Regions from separate parts of the Homo sapiens genome. Here all the other regions are linked to region 2. The links are chromatin loops, found by intact Hi-C in ENCODE. Cell type or tissue: B cell. All regions are shown on one strand.

Region 1 (2,500 bases), 68 kb after region 2:
ATATCTGACTTATTCCTAAAGTGTAGTTGGAATAAAGCAGGAAGAAAAGAATATAGACATTTGGGAACGGACATGGTTTAGGGAAAAAGTTTAGGTATTACAAAATGTGCAAAAAGATGTTTGTTTTGCAATTTATGTTTTCAGGCTGGTGTGAACTAAATACAGATTGACAGCTCTGAAGAACCAAGAGTGGTCAGAAAAACAAAAGTGTGGTGGTAGCTCTTCACCTACTGGGAGTTAAAAACACGTGCCGCGGGTGTGAGGAGAGCTTGGCATGATTCCACAGAGGAGGAAGAAAAAAGGAAACAAACAAACAAACAAACAGATGAAAGGGAATTTGTTGAATTTACAATGAATTAGAGTCTTTCCATTGTACTAATTTAAAAGTTAATATATCAGCTTCAAATTTTTCATAAATTGTGGTAATTTCCAAGAAGGTCATCTACATGTTTCTTGGTTTGCTTTGAGAAAGCACTCAATATAAAGAATCCATTCCATTACTTTTTATGTATTAAAATCTCTCTTAAGCATCTGACTATTTCATAATTTATAAGCTAGTGTAGACTTTTGAGGCAAGCATTTTCTTTGAAAAGATACAGACATTATCTCAGATTTGGCAAAGAAAAAAAAAAAGGATGTACAAACATCCTACAGTTGGCACTGCCTTTTAAAGCACATCCAAAAATGACCCACAGCAAAGTGACAATGGTAATATTTGCTCACATCACATGAGCAGGTCTGAGTAGCCAATGACCTGTGTCTGGGTTGCTGGTGTGATGTATTACAGTTTCTACAATTTGCTGCAGGCAGAAATCTTAATTAAGGCCTTTCCTAAAGAGTGACCTTCAGGGAGGGCATTACTGAATTGGTGTGAAAATAGACAAGTGGCCAAATTGCCCTGGTGGGACGGTGGAGAACTTGGATATCTCTCTCCCACCAAAGAATGGGCTGTGCTGGATATAGGCCAGGCTGCAGGATCAATGATCAATGATCAATGAGCCCTGCACCCCATGAAATAGCCTAACACTGGGGAGACGTGAAAGGGAGGACTTTTCTTTTTGGCGAATGCACGTCCGCTCCTCACACTGGAATATTCTGCATCTCCCTGCATGCATGTCTTCTCTGTGAATTCTGGGCCTGCGCGAGTCTGAGAAGAGCAATGCTCCCTAACAGCATACGTGTATCTGTGTTTCCTCGGGGGAAAACGCTCGCATATCTGCGGTCCTTGACGATATCGTCTGACAGGTTTTAGAAGGAGATGGTTTCTTCTTGGTCAGCAAACCAGGATGAGATGGGAACACATTCCGATCTGATCAGGGAGACCTTATACAGTGTTTGCCCTCCTTTTTGAGAGAAATTGGAAGGCATCCTCCACTAAGGTGAAGATGGATTGTGCAGCTTCAGGGGGCACAGGCTCCTGGCCGGGTGCCAGCAAGCGCGACTGCGCACCTCGGATCAGTGAGGCTTGCTTCTGCCAGATTTCTCGCGGCTGTGTGAAGTATTGCAGCCAAATGTCTCTCAATTTGCTCATTTCTTGGCCAAAGTTACTCCCTGATACTTAAACTCTAAGACATTGATCAACTTCTCATGCACTTGTGGAGGCCCACGGATGCATCTGACCTTCCCTTTCAGCAAGGCGTGACCGTGCCTCTCTGGGAGCTTCTGCACCGGATGCACCTGACCTTCCCTTTCAGCAAGGCGTGACAGTGCCTCTCTGGGAGCTTCTGCACCGGATGCACCTGACCTTCCCTTTCAGCAAGGCGTGACCGTGCCTTTCTGGGAGCTTCTGCAATCAGGGCAGTGGATCTACCCAAGTCGTCTGGTCACAGTTCTCAGTATCCTCTGATCTAACATTTTCCTGTGAGTCCAGAGGAACAAATACCTTCACAGCCGCCACTTAATGTGTTGCCCATTAGTAGCGGATCCGCAAGTCTCGAGCTTTCTGTTTGCATTAGCGGAAGAAAAACAACAAAGTCAATCTCAGAGTTTTTTAAACCACTGGGAAAACTATAAAGATGGCAAATGCTTTTGAGTAACAATTATTAGGCAGAAGACACCACGGTTATTTCAACCTGCCTGGTCTTTAGGTAAGACGAACTCTGAACTTCTCAAACCAGCACTTTCTGAAGCCTAGAAGAAGAATATGTAAGGAAGAAGAGACTCCAACACAATTGTATACAAGAAATGCTGGATGAGGGATCCTAATAATTAGCATATTAGGATCAAACACTCTTGGGTGTCTCTCTTGGGTGAAATATCTGGTGAGCCTGAATGAGAGGGGGTCAAAATACTGTGGGATATTTAAATTAAAATGTCTCCATACACCACATACTTTCATATCATGAGGGTCTGTCTAGGCAAGCTGCTGCTACAGGTGCACGGACAACAAAGACCTCAGCCTTGCAGCTGACTGACAATTTTGTGATAAACAGAAGCACACGTTAGCTGTCAGGTAAGTGAGCCTGTGCAAGATGCTGTCATCAGAGAATACATGAAAAAC
Region 2 (2,500 bases):
TGAGAAGATAAGTAAAATAAATATTGTAAAGTCAATTTTTAATAATCTGTGGCATGAAATTTAAGCACAAGAGAAAACATTTAGCAATTAAGCAGGAACATTCGGTGCATGATTAAATGTGAATAATAATACATATTTAAAGGCCTCATAACTTACCTGCTAGCAGGAAATATTTAAAGTTCTAATCTACTACACAGCACAGCTCATGCCGTTTCTTTGTTTAATGAGCTCTTGCCTTGTGATTTTCATGTTTGAGCAGTTACTTTGTAAGTATTTTTACATGGACAGCTACGTGTAAGGCTGACAAAGAGTAGCACAGACAGATATGTGGTGGGGGATTGTCAGGCCAGCGCAGCCACGGAAAATAATATGATCAGATCCTTCATCATGCTGGTAACCAGTGGTTGGCTGTATTCATCTAATTATTGAGACAGCACATTCACATCCGAGGGATTTTATTATAAGAGGTTTATAAAATTTAGAGTTGAAGCTGATCTGTCTCTATCTACCAAATAGAAGCTGGACTCAGGACCATGGTTTTTCATGATGAAGAATCAAATCCTTGATAAATGATGGCAGGTCCTCATCTTCCAGAAAGAGGGAAAAAAAAAAAAAAAAAAGGCAGAGGAAAGGAAATAGCTCGGCTGAGAAACAGAGAGCGAGTGAGCACAGCGCTGACAGAGAGGGAGCCGCTGCCTGCCGCTGAGAACACAGGCTCTGCACCCAGGGCACAGAAGCAGGAGAAGATGTAATTCTCGAGGACCACATTGATTAACGCCCGCCCAGGGCTAGCCACAAATTAGAGCCCCGTCCTGAAAGAAGCAGTGCTATGTCTTGTAAGGCATGCTTCCAAAGGAGCTTGCATTGCACACACCCCGGAGCAAACCGGCAAGTAGAGAAGACGGACACTTCCCAATGAAAGCGAAATGTTCCTGCCTGCCCTGCGCCGCTCGGTTCTCCTTCCTCTCTCTGCTCTCACAGGGTGGTGTTACACCTCCACTGCTCTCCATCTAGTGTGTTTGTGCAACACTCGCCTCCAGGGGGAGCTCGAAGCTCTCCCGCCCTTCACCTCTGATCAGAGCACTGATGTGAGTCAGGTCCCCAGGATGGTGGGGGCACCGGCTGGAGGAGGGCGGGGGCTCCTTCAGACCTGCCTTGATTAACCCGGACCAAAGGGGCCCTCTGCACTGGAGCGTTACAGTCAAAGCACAGCCTGTGCACCTGCCCGTCGGTTCCATAGTGTTTGTCTGCTGCTTGGTTTGTGGGACAGGTGGCTGGTCAGGATCTGCAGGACCTAACCCCACCCACGCTCAGCTGTGAGGAGATTAAAGGGTCTCAGTGTCTCAGGGTCAGGTTCCAGGCTGGCTTCTTGCGATTTCACAGAAGTCACTAAATCTTTTTGGGTAACAATGGGCTTACTCCTAAAAGCAGTGGGAGGTTGGGGGTCAGGGAGCAATTTGAACTTATTCTTCTCTAGATTCTCTTTCATTACAGAGTCTTATTCACATTGAATAAATGTTTATTCATACCTACTGTGGGCCAGACACTATCCTGGGCCCTGGGACTATAGCAGTGAACAAAGTGGACAAAAATCCTGCCTTTATAAAATGCACATGCTGAGAGTTAAGACTCACGATGCTCAGATGGGGCTGCTGTTGTGGAAGTCAGGAGAGTCCACGCTGTTAGTGTTGACTGTTTGTTTTGTCCTTTCCATTGTAAGATTCACCCCATTGCCTCCTAAAGTGAACCCCAGGGCAGGGAACATGTTGACAGGGAGGTGGTCTAATCTAAATCCAGTTAGAACACTCGGAGAGCTCCTAGACTGAAACAGGGAGAAGGAAGCACATTTTGGATGATTGTATTTGTTCCTTGATGGGTCTGCTGAGGAAGAGCTATGTACCCATTGCATGTGCTATTTCCATCTCAGGTTATTTGAAGAGAATACAGAGGAGAAGCAGCCCCAGGTACCTACTCTAGTGGCAGAGTGGCAGGCTTGAGGTGCCTGCATCTGAAAGCTGCTGTGAGTTAGGGAAGCCCCCACCAAAAGGCCCAACAATGGGCAACATCCCCCATCAAAGCCATGGACATATCCCTGGCAACAGACTTGGCTCTTAACTTCCACGAGTTTTTAAGCCAAGGTTGGCAAGAGGAATAGAACGGGGACGTCAAGGTACATCAAAGGAAAGATTCAAAATATATGGAATCCATGAGGCCACATAGGATATTTCACAGCTTTATGCTTTTCTGATAAATCCTGGAAGACTTAATATAAGGTCAGGAGTTTTCAGTGCTCTGATTCGGTAAATTTATTTACAGAGACAGCTGTCCGAGGGTGGAATAAGGACTCGGGAGTGAGAGGGAGGCACTGTCAACACTTTCAGGCCAGACCAGCGGCTCACGCTTTGGAGACCGGGGCTGCAGGTGAGGGCACAGGTGGACCTCAACCCACCTGGACACTCCACCAGAGGGGAAGGCACAGTGAGAGGCAGTGCCCTGTGGC
Region 3 (2,500 bases), 160 kb after region 2:
GACTTCCTGCAAATACGGTAGCAGCAGTTCATGCTATGGTTCTGTGGTGCTGGCAGGAGCCGAGAGGACTGAGGGTCCCGTGAACTGCAGGTGGGACCCCAGGGATAAGCAGTGCTAGGTCTGTGTCTCCATCCAGCGATCTTCGGTCTCAAGTGGGTGAGGGGCACTGTGCAACCCCCGTTTGGAGACAGGTGATCATCAGTCTGTAGTGAGCGGAGGGGCGCTGTGCACCCTCCAGTTGGAGATGGAGCAGCTGTGTTTCCTGAAGCTTTGAGCCCTGAAACCCACATCCCCAGGGTCTCTCAAGGAAAGGCCCTTGGGGACAATGGCTGCAAAACACATTGAAGGTGGAGGATGAGGAGGGGCGTGTGGACTTCGTCAAGTGCGATTCAGTCTGCTGTGTGGCCCTGGGGCAGCAGCTGCTTGCCCTCTCCAAGCCTCAGTTCCCCTTCTGGTCTTGGAGGCAGTGAGGTGTCTCCAAGGGGCTGGGGCTGGGTGACAGCGGGCCTCAGGCTCTGGGTAGGTTGCTGGCCCGGGGAGGCTCAGCAGGTGCAGTGGTTGCTGTCCCCTTGGGTTCCCATGGCTGATTGAACAGATTCAGTGCAGTTCTCACGAAGGACCCTCCAACTTTCTCCACCTTGTAGAGCCCTAGGCCTGGGGTGGCTCAGACACAGCAAGGAAAGAAGCCCAGGTGCGCTCTGGTGTAAGGCCATCCAGAAGCTGCAGTGATACCCTCATGCACACAGGTGGTGGGTGGAAAGAAGCTCAGGTGCATCCTGGTGCAAAGCTGTCCCGGAAACTGCAGTAATACCCTCATGCACACAGAAGGTGGATGGAAAGAAGCTCAGGTGCATCCTGGTGTAAGGCCATCCAGAAGCTGCAGTGATACCCTCATGCACACAGGAGGTGGATGGAAAGAAGCTCAGGTGCATCCTGGTGTAAGGCCATCCAGAAGCTGCAGTGATACCCTCATGCACACAGAAGGTGGATGTTGTTTATTGAAATTAGAATCTGATCAGGTCTCCTTTATTTGGTCTGGTGACTCTATCCAAAAGCAGTGGGGCTTGTCCCCAGACTAGCACTGACGTCATTGAGACCAGGGCCTCCGACCAGGGCTGGCAGCTGTGAACGTGCCAGGCTGTACGAAGGCCTTGTGGCTGTGGCTGGTGAGGGTGGTGCCCAGGGGACGGTGGGAAAGGACGGTGGGTGGAGCGAATGTGCAGCCCCACCATCCCTGCCGCACACGACACACAGGGAGCAGCCCAATGTGCTGCATGTGAGCTGTGTCCCCCAAAGTCCCATGCTGAAGCCCTAACCCCCAGGACATCAGACGGTGACTGTATTTGGAGATCGGGATCTTCAAACAGGTAATTAAGATAAAATGAGATCATTAGGATGGGCACAAATCCGATCTGCCTGGTGTCCTTATAAAAAGAGGAGATGAGGACACAGACACAACCAGAGGGACAACCCTGTGAGGACACAGGGAGAAGACAGTGGCTGCAAGCCATGAAGAGAAGCCTTAGGCAGAGCCAGCCCTGTGGACACGCTGATCTCAGACTCCAGCCTCCAGGACTGTGGAAGCAGGAAAGTCAGTTGCTCCAGCCACCCCATCTGCGGGGCTTCTTTCAGCAGACCCAGCAAAGCAAGGCGGTGTGTGCTGTATATCATTTATACCTCTTCACCACCCCATAGGATGGAAATTTGAACGAGGTGAACTTAAGGGGTTCCCAGCACTTCCCGCAGCGGAACAGATGGCACGTGCAGAGGCAGGAGGGCCAGGCAGCAAAAAAGAGCAGGTGACAAAGCATGAAGTCACACTCATCCCTGTTTTGAATACACATTTAAAAATATTGCGTTACTAAAATTTTCTTATTTTTCTTTAATGAGTTCATGTTAATTGTGACATTTTTAAATTAAAAATATAAACAACTTAGTTTCATTTTATCACTGCAAGCGACTTTGAAACCTGCGTGAGGCTTTATTTCTAGGACAGACTTGAGCTTGAACAAGTCACTGGCAGTAGTGAGCTGGGAGCTGTGCTGGTGCAAAGGCAGCCCCGCCTGTGAGTGCTCGGCTTCCTGGGGCCCTTGGCGTGGGTCTGGAGGCTCCCCTGGCAGCCGTGGGTGCTGTCGGGCCGGGTACCCAAATCCTTGGCTGAACCACTGTTCTCCATGAGCTCACACTGTGTACCATGTTACCCCAAACACACACACACACAGAGAGAAGTGTGTGCACACACATGCTCATGCACACTCACACAGACTCAGGCACACATTCACGCCGCACACAGGTACCTATGTTTATACACACAGGTACTCGTTTACAGACATGTCCCCCCCATATATGCACACACACGCATATACACACACCTACAAACACCACCAGCACCCACAGGCCCACACTCATGCATTCTCCCTGGGGCCCTGGGAGAGCTTCCCCATGCGCCTGGTGAGGCTGGGCGCTGGGGTCTGGGGTGGGACACAGAGGAAGGATGCCG

Evidence for each region. Peaks named below come from ENCODE experiments on the same cell type or tissue, not always from the same donor. Only the 100,000 strongest peaks of a DNase experiment are listed, where the experiment ranks them.
Region 1: it touches region 2 in a loop (8-fold over the local background); 3 of 110 quality-filtered maps call a loop at or near these places.
Region 3: it touches region 2 in a loop (9-fold over the local background); 2 of 110 quality-filtered maps call a loop at or near these places.

The regions. Positions count from the first base shown.
Region 1 is chr10:1,487,604-1,490,103 of GRCh38, forward strand. All of the region lies in intron 1 of ADARB2 (adenosine deaminase RNA specific B2 (inactive)), which reads right to left. Among named protein-coding and RNA genes, the nearest start is that of ADARB2-AS1, 38 kb to the right of the region's middle. RefSeq lists an enhancer at 1,476-1,525 and a silencer at 1,668-1,834. In B cell, a CTCF peak has its summit at 1,387; DNase peaks (open chromatin) are centred at 1,688 and 2,402; H3K4me3 peaks cover 359 bases; H3K27ac peaks cover 1,031 bases.
Region 2 is chr10:1,420,011-1,422,510 of GRCh38, forward strand. The region is part of intron 1 of ADARB2 (adenosine deaminase RNA specific B2 (inactive)); the gene reads right to left. Among named protein-coding and RNA genes, the nearest start is that of ADARB2-AS1, 110 kb to the right of the region's middle. In B cell, CTCF peaks have their summits at 1,046 (motif pointing right) and 1,249; a DNase peak (open chromatin) is centred at 1,051; H3K4me3 peaks cover 566 bases; H3K27ac peaks cover 361 bases.
Region 3 is chr10:1,576,457-1,578,956 of GRCh38, forward strand. The region is part of intron 1 of ADARB2 (adenosine deaminase RNA specific B2 (inactive)); the gene reads right to left. Among named protein-coding and RNA genes, the nearest start is that of ADARB2-AS1, 51 kb to the left of the region's middle. In B cell, no CTCF peak of the experiment used is centred here; a DNase peak (open chromatin) is centred at 1,115.